2 separate regions of the Homo sapiens genome follow, and region 2 is linked to region 1. Evidence: read pairs that join two places in POLR2A ChIA-PET (ENCODE). Cell type or tissue: GM12878. All regions are shown on one strand. Each heading gives the region's core, and the rest is flanking DNA. Links, peaks and the distances in the headings are about the cores only. Region 1 has its middle 130 kb from the start of MIR4643. Region 2 has its middle 80 kb from the start of MIR4643.

Region 1 (5,394 bases), core at 324-5,323:
GTTATCAAGCTACGAGTAGTTTTGTGGAGCAAAGTGAGATGCATATGGAGTATGGATAGAGTATGTGACATTTCCTAGCTTAGACTGTTGTTGCCCACAAACAAATGCAGAGTTAGCCGCTCTTGTATCCCCCAGGTGAATCCTGATACAGATTAGCATAAGTACGTAACTTCATCCACTTCCTTAGAAGGGTGTCAGGGCAATTTGGGATTCTAGGCAAATATCCAGTTTCCGCTCCTATCCCCTTGCAGGCAACCAGTCAGTTTCCACATAACCAAGGATAAAGTGGAGAGACCTTTTGAAAACCACAGGACACCCTAGAGGACGAAATGAAGACAGAAAGGAGAAACTCAAATCCAAGAAGCCTAAAAGGAGAGACTGGACCAGTTAGTTCAGTAGACTACATGGAATAGAAATAGTAATTTTCTGCTGCAGAGCAAGGGAGTTGCAACAGGAGAGCAAGCAGTGGGTCTGTGACAACTGGCTAGAGAAGGGACTGTTGCTGAGGTGAAGGTGTTTCACCTTGGGTATTTTAATGGATGGGATATAAAAGATCTTGGGATGGATATAAGCCACCAATTTATCTAGATGACTCAAGGAAGAAAGGAATAAAATAGAAGACTAGCTAAAAATGTAAATCACCTGGGTAGTTATAATCCCCCCAAATGCATATGGTAATGGATCATTTCACTAATATTTTACTTCATCTTGGTCAGAGTTTCAGGGCCAAAAAGACAAATGTATTGGCATAATACGGGACTTTATTGGATGCCATTGCTACCCAGGAAGTCATGGATATTGTTTAACTCTCGAAACAATAAAAGAAAATGCAAGTTGGTGAAAGCTATCATACTGCCCTTCAGTGTTTGGCAAAACATTCATGAAATGTTGAGGCCATGTCAGTGCCAAAGCATAAGTAATGTGCTTTGGTATTTAACTCTTGAAACAATGACCATATACAGCTCTCCTATTAGGATGCATGAACACTGTGCACAGCTAGCACAATATAAACATATGAAATGACATGATAAGATCCAAACATGGCAAAAATCCAAACACACATCCACATCACTGAAATAAAGCCCATTGTGATGTCAGCACCAGCTCTCTGAGGAAGCTGTCTCCTGAATAAGGGATATTAAAATCCCATAAAGAAATTATACCAAGGGCAGTAACATAGTTTCATTACTGAGCTAATGATATGGCCATTGGCCTTTTCACATAGAAATACAGATAGACCCCCATTCCATGGAATCCAATATTCCCAGACATTATCCTCAATATGTGTCCTCCAACCACAACATGTGAGTCTATTGAAGCATATGTGCTGTGTTGCTGTATATTTTGGATACTATGGGGACCCAGAATAAGTAACTTATGTAACATATTTCACTTGTGCCACTTACTGAACAGTTATTTCACACAAATTACTATCTTCTTAACTTCACATCATAAGCCCATGAGGTTCTATACAGCAAGTATTACTCTACTTTACCGGGGTAGAAATTGTGGCTTGGAGGTTACCTGCCCAATATAAAACAATACCAAATAAAGTTAAGACTTTACCCAAGTCCTTTGACTCCAATCTAGAATTCCTTTGATTTCTAAAATGTCACAGAGGTAAAAAAAAAAAAAATATGTTTGTAGTATGAAAGTTAAATCAATAAAATATTCTGTATTTTTTGGTGTTTTATTATGACATTGAAATATGATTTACAGAAATTTGTTCACAAAATTGGCACAAACTGGCACTAATTTTCCATTAAATGGAAAATGACATTTGAGTGGGACAAGTTACATTAATTAAATGAAGAAATTAAGTCTGATAGATTTTAGTAACAGATAGAAAAAAAATGACTTCATTATTTTAAAATCACCTTTGAAATGTCAGATTTTTTTTATAAGGAAGAATTTGTAACTGAAGTGCTGCCCCCATGCACACAATTTCACCTGTAGTCCTCTAAAGTTGCTTGAATATTCTTACAGATTCCAGGTGCCTCAGGGATGAAATACAGGTAAGGGTATTCTTTACAGTAAAATTCCTTACTGAAAAAATAAAATCCTATTGCTTTGAGGCTCATGCCATCTGATTATGCCATTCTTTTTCTCCTCCCTCACACAGTCCCCTCATTATTGGTAATATGGTTTCTCCCCTTCTTTCTCCCCAGTCTTCCTCTTTTACCCAAATTTTGCCATCTTTCTCAGTGACTCAACATCAATTTGAGTTAACCATTGATATCTAAGTCTCTCAGTTCCTTGACATGCTCATCTCCACTGAGAGTCTCTTTGCATGCCCCCATAGATACACATTGCCTTGGGGGTACAATTAGCTTTGTCATCACCTGAAACTTCAACCTTCATTGAAACCCTAACATCAAGTGACATCAAGGAACACCCTCACTCTCTCTGATGCATACCTCCAATCTTTTGAGCTCACTGGTTCATCCATTAGTACAAATCTTCGACTTTTCCAAACTTCTCTGCTCAATCTCTCACTGACATCAGCTTCTTGGCTCCACTCTTCTGGCTAGTTTAGATTCTAAAATTCATCATTTATATTCAAAACTTGGCATAAGGCCTCATTTCCCTTGACATTTTTCTCTTTGATTTTGCATATGCTGGACAAACTCAACCATTTATTTATGCCTGTACCCATGGACTGGTACAGTGCTAGCACAAACAATCCAGCAAATTTGATTGGTTTTGCCTAAAAGTTTTGATCAGGCTGGGCACAGTGGCTCATGCCTGTAGTCCCAGCACATTGGAAGGCCGAAACAGGCAGATTACTTGAGGCCGGGAGTTCGAGACCAGCCTGGCCAACACTGCAAAACCCCCTCTCTACTAAAAATACAAAAATGATCTAGGCGTGGTGGCCCACACCTACAGTCCCAGCGACTTGAGAGACTGAGGCAGGAGAATCGCTTGAACCTGGGAGGCAGAGGTTGCAGCCTGGGTGACAGATTGGGACTCTGTCTCAAAAAAAAAAAAAAAGATCAAATATTCCTAGTAGATATTTAACATGACAATGCTAATATTTTGTTTTTTATGTAAGCCTGCCTTTCTACTATTCAACTGGATCATTTTATAGTCTCTTTTCGAAACCTTCTGAAATCTGTCTTCTTCTTTTTTATGTTTGGTGACATAACTTCAATGAAAAAAAAGCTATAGTAGAGGAAATGTCTATTCTTTTTTACATCACCAATACAAAACTAAAACTATCTTTATGAAACCCATCTCCCGCATCCTCAATTCTATTGTGACCTTTCCACATTCTTTAAACAAGAAGTTTGAGTGAGTGTTCACTACTTGCCAGACACCAAATGCTTCTTTCCCCTTAAGCCCTGGCCCCCATTACCTCTTGTTATCTCAAGAACCTCACTACCATGGGGACTTTGGTCCCTGCCTTTCTTTCTTTCTTTCTTTCTTTCTTTCTTTCTTTTTTTTAATTCAACAACCAAAGACTGATCTTTGTAATGCTTCAACATGCTCAACATGTTTTCTGAACGTTACATCTTGCACTGAGGGGAAAATAGAAAAAGAAATAAATTAGCTTTTAGCCCATATTTCTTTTTTTTTTTAATCTTTCTAAAGGAAAAAGAATCTGAAAACCTAATCTAGGAAGTCTTTTGTGATTTAACCTTATGACAAACTGATTTTTATTGTCTTTTTTCCAGATTGCTGTCCAGGGCACCAGCGAATGCTGCACCCGTTCTTGGCATATCATCCTTCTCGTAAAAGGCAATCATGGCAGGAAAACTGAGACCAATGGCTTTTTCATTCTCCACCTCTCAGCTCTCCATAGTAACGGCACTGGTTCTTCTCATTGTGTATTCCTTTTCAGATGCATACTTTCTCCCTTTAACAACTTTTTTATATATAATTTAAAAAATAAATTATTCCCAGAAAGCCTCGCGATCTCAAGGATTTTTTAAAATTTATTCTTTTATTTCAATAGGTTTTTGGGGAACAGGTGGAGTTTGGTTACATGAATAAGTTCCTTAGTGATGATTTCTGAGATTTTGGTGCACCCATCACCCAAGAAGTGTACACTATACCCAACGTGTAGTCTTTTATCTCTCACCCCGTTCCCACCCTTTCCCTGATCTCCAAAGTCCATTGTATCATCTGTATGCCTTTGCAACCCTATAGCTAAGCTCCTATTTATGAGTGAGAACATACAATGTTTGGTTTTCCATTCAAGAGTTACTTCACTTAGAATAATGGTCTCCAATTCCATACAGGTTGCTACAAATGCCATTATTTCATTCCTTTTTATGGCTGAGTACTATTCCGTGCTATATATATAGACCACATTTTCTTTATCCACATGCTGATTGATGGGCATTTGGGCTGGTTCCATATTTTTGCAATCATGAATTTTGCTGCTGTAAACATGCATGTGCAAGCGTCTTTTTCATATAATGACTTCCTTTCTTCTGCGTAGATATCCAGGAATGTGATTGCTGGATCAAACAGTAGATCTACTTTTAGTTCTTTAAGGAATATCCACACTGTTTTCCATAGTGGTTGTACTAGTTCACATTCCCACCAACATTGTAAAAGTGTTCTTTTTTCACCACATCCACACCAACATCTATTATGTTTTGACTTTTTGAATATGGCCATTCTTGCAGGAGTAAGGTGTTATCTCATTGTGGTTTTGATTTGCGTTTCCCTGATCATTACTAATGTTGAGCATTTTTTCATATGTTTGTTGGCCATTTGTATATCTTCTTTTGAGAATTTCCTATTCAGGTCCTTAGCCTACTTTTTGATGAGATTGTTTGTTTTTTCTTGCTGATTTAAGTTCCTTGTAGATACTGGAAATTACTCCTTCATCAAATGTATAGATTGTAAAGATTTTCTCCCACTCTGGGGGTTGTCTGTTTAATCTGCTGATTATTTCTTTTTCTGTACAGAAACCTTTTAGTTTAATTAAGTCCTACGTATTTATCTTTGTTTCTGTTGCATTTGCTTTGGGGTTCTTGGTCATGAAGTCTTTGCCTAAGCCAATTTCTAGAAGGGTTTTTCCAAAGTTATCTTCTAGAATTTTTGTGGTTTCAGGTCTTAGATTTAAGCCTTTGATCCATCTTGAGCTGATTTTTTGTATAAGGTGAGAGATGCGGATCCAGTTTCATTCTTTTACATGTGGCTTGCCAATTATCCCAGCACCATTTGTTGAATCGGGTGTCCTTTCCCTACTTTCATGTTTTTCTTTACTTTGTTGAAGATCAGTTGACTATAAGTATTTGACTTTATTTTTGGGGTCTCTATTATTTTCCATTGGTGTATATGCCTATTTTTATACCAGTACCATGCTGTTTTGGTGACTATGGCCTTATAGTGTAGTTTAAATTTGGGTAATGTGATGCCTCTGGATGTTCATTTTGCTTA
Region 2 (5,394 bases), core at 297-5,296, 51 kb before region 1:
AATGATAAGTAATGAACAGAATTTGTTTTGAACCATATTCTTTGAGAATCATCCTACTTATGTGTCTAGGATAAGATGTTCAAACTCCTATTAAATATTCTATATGAAATAATAAATCACTCACAGAGTTATTCTTAATTTTATTATTAACACTCTTCATCAATTTGTGGAGACTTCGACAAAAATTATCGAGGACTAAGTGAGATTCATAAATAGTGCAATTAATTGCTAAAATACCTGGTATAATTTTAAAAATTAGCTACAAACTGGTACGCCAACAACCCATAGCTAGCATTCCCAGCTGTAACAGAAGCAATGACTTGAACAAAAGAAAGAAATAATTTTTTATAAAATATTTTTTAGGTGTTTAAAGTATAGACAACTGCTTAAAATTTATTGTCAGTAATTTTTAAAATAACATTTTTCTCTATGAGCTTTCATTCCATACGATCCTTTCAAATGCAGACAGTAAAGCCTCGTTATCCAAAGGAAGTTTTATCCACTTGCAATGAAAATTCATTTTGACTATAGTTCATTTCATGGCTAATTTTTGACATGTTTTGCGATCTCATCGATTATTCCTTACACAGTATCTTTGCTCAATGAAAGACAGAAATTATTTCACTTGGATGTCTTTGGTCAGCATACCGAAAACATCTTATATAGTTGGTAAAATTAATTTTGCCTAATAATATGAAGGTTACTATTTTGTGATGATGTGTGCACACATAAAAAGCAAGCAGATATTTGTTTTTATTTGGATATTTGTATGCATTCCAGACACAATATTAGATTTTTCAAATGTTTTCTTTAAAGCTTGGAAATACGACATATGCCTTCTAACCTTGTCAGCATCCTTCTTTGTAAATCTTTGCTTAGTTTTAACAAGTTGATTTCTTTATTAGAAAATAACGTGGGAGGAATATTCATATTAGCAAGTGTTTATTTGTAGTCCTATCTACAAAACCCAATTTCAAACAATAACCTGATATTCAAGATTTTTAAATGAGCTAAATAAATATATTTATATGTAGAATCACTGTGAATACAGCAGTTACAAGCTAATAGATTTAGGTGTAACGTATTGTTCTGAACATCAAAGAGCATCTAGCTCCTTGGCCCTACCACTAAATCTTGCATCACTCCCAGTCACTGTAACAATAAAAACTGCCCACAAATTTCAAAACAAAAACAAACCCTTAGGGTGTGGTATTATTTCTCTTGAAAATTAATTCCCTAGACCTCATTTACCAAAGATGACACTGTCTATAGGCATCTTGTTTTCAGGCACACCACTTTCTAAATACTACCTCCTGTATGTCCAGGTTACTTCTCTGGTATTCTACATTTGAAAGAAAATTAAGATCTCAAATGTCCTGATCCAATTGTCTTTACTTCTTTCCATTATCCATTATACAGTATGGTTCCCCTTCTTTGTCCAGTTAATTAACGTTCTAAGACCCACCAAAGTCCATCAGTTCTGTTGTGACACTCCTTGGTTAAGCCACAACCTGGTTAAAGCCAGCTCCCCACCTACTCTGCATCTTCCGTCCAAACAGCACACATTGGATCAATAAATCAGCATAAATGATTGCTCATGAATCTCAGAAAAGACTCTCAGGTTATCTGGTAGCTCTAGCAAATTAAATCTATCCACTCTTATTTTTCTAGACTGTTATTTATCTTCTTTTATTCCAACATCCAATCCTGCACCCCCATCCTCACACTTGCCAGATTGATTTGCTTCTGGTTTCCCTAAGACAACAGAATCCGTTGGAAGAGAAAATTCCACATGCCTTCAGGAGTGAATGAATCTTCTTGCCTTCTTTTATGTGTGCCCTCTCTGCCTTCCCTCCTGCCATTCCTGAGAACCTTCAGTGCCCTGGGCTTCATCCAATCTTACTAGTCAAGAATGTTGTTTCCTATATTGTCCCTATCTTCCGTTTGTCATCAATTTTTACATCAAGATAGTATTATCTTTATCTGCATTCTAATGAACAATCATAATTCATATCTTTTTTTAAAAAACAAAAACTCTCTTAACCCTACTTTCCCTCCAATTTGAGTCCCAGTCCTGTTTTCAATTAACAGCAAATTTTCAAGATATTTTACAATTTCTGTCTTACTCTTTTTTTTCTCTTAACACCACTTCCGCTTTCGTCAACTTACCACAAAAGCTGCTCCTAGAAAACACAACAAAAATTTCTGTATTGCCAGATTCATTGATCACTTTTCATTTCTCAGCTTACTTAACTTACAGGAAGCTACTGATGTTGCTGATTAGTCTGGCTTGAAACTCTCTACTTTCACTTTGCTTCTCTCCAGGTTATCTGCATCACTAACTGATCCCTCATTCTCAGCTTGCTGTACAAGATGTTCCTCACCCTCCCAACTTTCAAACATTGAACACTCAGGCTCAATCTTTGGCCCTTTCCCCATCACTTCCTAAGCAATATCATCCACTCCCATGGCTTTCGATGCCATTTATGATGTTACTTATTTTTACATTTAAGAATCCTGCCCAGATTTTATTCCTGAACTCCTTCTCCAATTGTCTATTTGACATCTCAATTTGGATGCCTAAAAAAAGTCTTTAAATTAACATGTAAAAAAAGTGAACACTTGATTTTTCTCTACACAAATAGCTACTTCCCCAGTTTTTTCTGTCTTAGCAATGACAACACTATTCTTTCAGTTGTGACAGCCAAGATGTCAGAGTCATTCTTGTCTTCTCTACTTCTTGTATACCTCACTTTCAGTCCATTAGAAAATGCTTTTGGACCTAATCTCAAATATATATTCAAATAAAATAACTTTTTACCTCGATCACTACTCCTCTAAACTGATGATTCATTTGACAAAACTCAAAAATTCTGCATAAGCAAACACTGTAAAATTTAGTGGATTAAAATAGCCATTTATTATTACTTTAAAATCTTTAGGCCAACTTAGGGAGATGTTCTGCTTATCTGAGCAAGGTTCAGTGGATCTCAGCCTAGCGCTTTAATATCACTGAAGTGTCAGCTGGGACAACTGAGGGGTTTTAACTCTGGCCTACATGATTTCTCATCTTGTTGTAAGCTAATGTGGGCCTGTTCTGATGACAGCTGCCAAGGCTCTAAGAATGCAGAACAGTGCAAGGCCTACTGAGGCCTAGGCAAGGAAATCAGAAACCATATGATGCCACTTCACTGCATTCTATCAGTCAAAACAAGTATGAAGCCCACCTAGATTCATTGTGAGGAAGAGCTGCAAGGTCACACTACAAAAGCGTATGGGTACACAGAAATAACTACTACATTTTTGCATTCAATCTACTATACCATTTCATTCAGAATAAGATCCAAAACCCTAACTCTGGCCAACAAAGGCCCTTTATAATCTGGCAACTCCCCCTTTTCCAACCTCACTTCTTATCTTTCTCCTGTTTCCTCATTGCACTCCAACTACACTGAACATACCCCCATTGCACACCCTCTGTGTTTGTGGTTCAGCCTGGAATTCTCTTTCCCCAAACCTCCTTGGTTCTCTCCCATTCTATCTTTCTGCTCCAATCAGAGAGATGTATCCTGAATCACTATTCAAAATGTCACCACAGGCCAGGCGCAGTGGTTCACGCTTGTAATCTCAGCACTATGGGAGGCCAAGGAGGGAGGATCACGAGATAAGGGGTTCAAGACCAGCCTGACCAACATGATGAAACCCTGTCTCTACTAAAACTGCAAAAATTAGCTGGGCGTGGTGGCGGGCACCTGCAATCCCAGCTACTCAGGAGGCTGAGGCAGAAGAATGGCGTTAACCCGGGAGGCGGAGCTTGCAGTGAGCTGAGATGGCGCCACTGCACTCCAGCCTGGGCGACAGAGCGAGACTCCATCTCGAAACAAAAACAAAAACAAAAAAAAACAAAACAAAGTCACCACATTTCCTCTGCACTCTAAATGTGTTTTATCATTCTTGATAAGACCTATTATTTAGTTCTGGCGTATGGCCTGTCTTCAGTAGAGGAATGTCAACATCATGAGATCAGAGAATTTGTGTTTGGTTCACTGCCTCATCCCCAGTAACGAAACCAGCACTGTTCAATAAAAATATAATGTAAGATGTGTAATTTTAAATTTTTTAATAGCCACACTGTAAAAAGTAAAAAGAGGTAGGTGGAATTGATTTTAATTTTTTAAAAATTTAACCCAAATATATAATACATTATCATTTTAACCATGCCACCAATTTTAGCAAGTACTAAGACATCTTATTTCACATTTTTAAATGCTAAGTCTTCAAAATTCAGTATGTATTTTACCTTTACACACATCTCCAATCAGATACGTGCTCAACAGCCACATGTGGTTAGTGACTACAATTTGGACAGCACAAATCTAACTCATTGTTAGTGCTACATAAGTTTTAGTAATTCTTATTTTAACCTGAACTGTCCACACACAAGTGGACTAGATGACATTGCAGGGAAGTCCTGTGGCAAAAGTGAAACTCCTAGTTCCACAGCTTTATCAGTTGAAGGCAGATCTTACTACTTTCCTCATTTTATCACATTGTCTCTGAAGGTTTTAGTACGTGTTTCTCCAACTTTATCTCCATGTTCTTGAGTGCTTTACTATTTCTCTAGTTTTCTTGATCTCATTGCTCTTAACACTTTCAAGTAAAGAGTAAAACATTCAAGACCACAGAGATAAAGGCTGTAGATAAACGGGAACAAAACATAACACAAAATACCTCAAGTCAATTCTCTTTCTTTCTTCTCTGTTCCCAAAAGTAATATATTTACTCAGAATTACAGTTAGTTGTTTTGGCTAGTTGTGGAAAAAATCAATAACGAGTCTTCTACAACGTTTTTCCTCTCATTGTAAGATTCTTGTGGTCAAAAACCCCATCATGGCTTTCTATGTTCACACCAGCGGCTAAAAAACCCAAGTTTTCTCCATCTCTAGGTAATTACACTTACAGTTCATTTTGCCTAAAAAGCTCACTGTCTTCTCTCCACCCAGCTTCATTATTCAGGTATCAGATTAAATAGCACTGGAAGAAAGGGGATTCTGAATTAGACCATACTCCCTGTTAGACATTTTCATAGCACTCACCTTCCTTCATACCACTTATCATGATTGTAAATGGTAATCATTTGAATAATTATTCTTGAAGCACAGGTCATGCTGCATCCTCAATATAGAGTTACTGACACAAACCACTTGCTCAAAAATACTAAGTAATGAATATTATATATGAAAATATGTGGTTGTTGAGTACATGGGATGAGTAAATTTAGAACTAAAAAAGATTATTAATGCCAACTAATGCCCAGTGCCTACATTTAGGATAGCAGTCCAAATGATGATATTGGAAAACTCTTAATCAACTAACACACACACACACACATAC

The links. Peaks named below come from ENCODE experiments on the same cell type or tissue, not always from the same donor. Only the 100,000 strongest peaks of a DNase experiment are listed, where the experiment ranks them.
Region 2: POLR2A ChIA-PET joins it to region 1 with 8 read pairs; 3 of 35 experiments call an interaction of 5 or more read pairs at or near these places.

What each region holds. Positions count from the first base shown.
Region 1 is chr6:91,388,825-91,394,218 of GRCh38, reverse strand. No RefSeq gene overlaps it. Among named protein-coding and RNA genes, the nearest start is that of MIR4643, 130 kb to the left of the region's middle. In GM12878, for the core only: no CTCF peak of the experiment used is centred there; no DNase peak of the experiment used is centred there.
Region 2 is chr6:91,439,385-91,444,778 of GRCh38, reverse strand. No RefSeq gene overlaps it. Among named protein-coding and RNA genes, the nearest start is that of MIR4643, 80 kb to the left of the region's middle. In GM12878, for the core only: no CTCF peak of the experiment used is centred there; a DNase peak (open chromatin) is centred at 2,239; H3K27ac peaks cover 1,021 bases.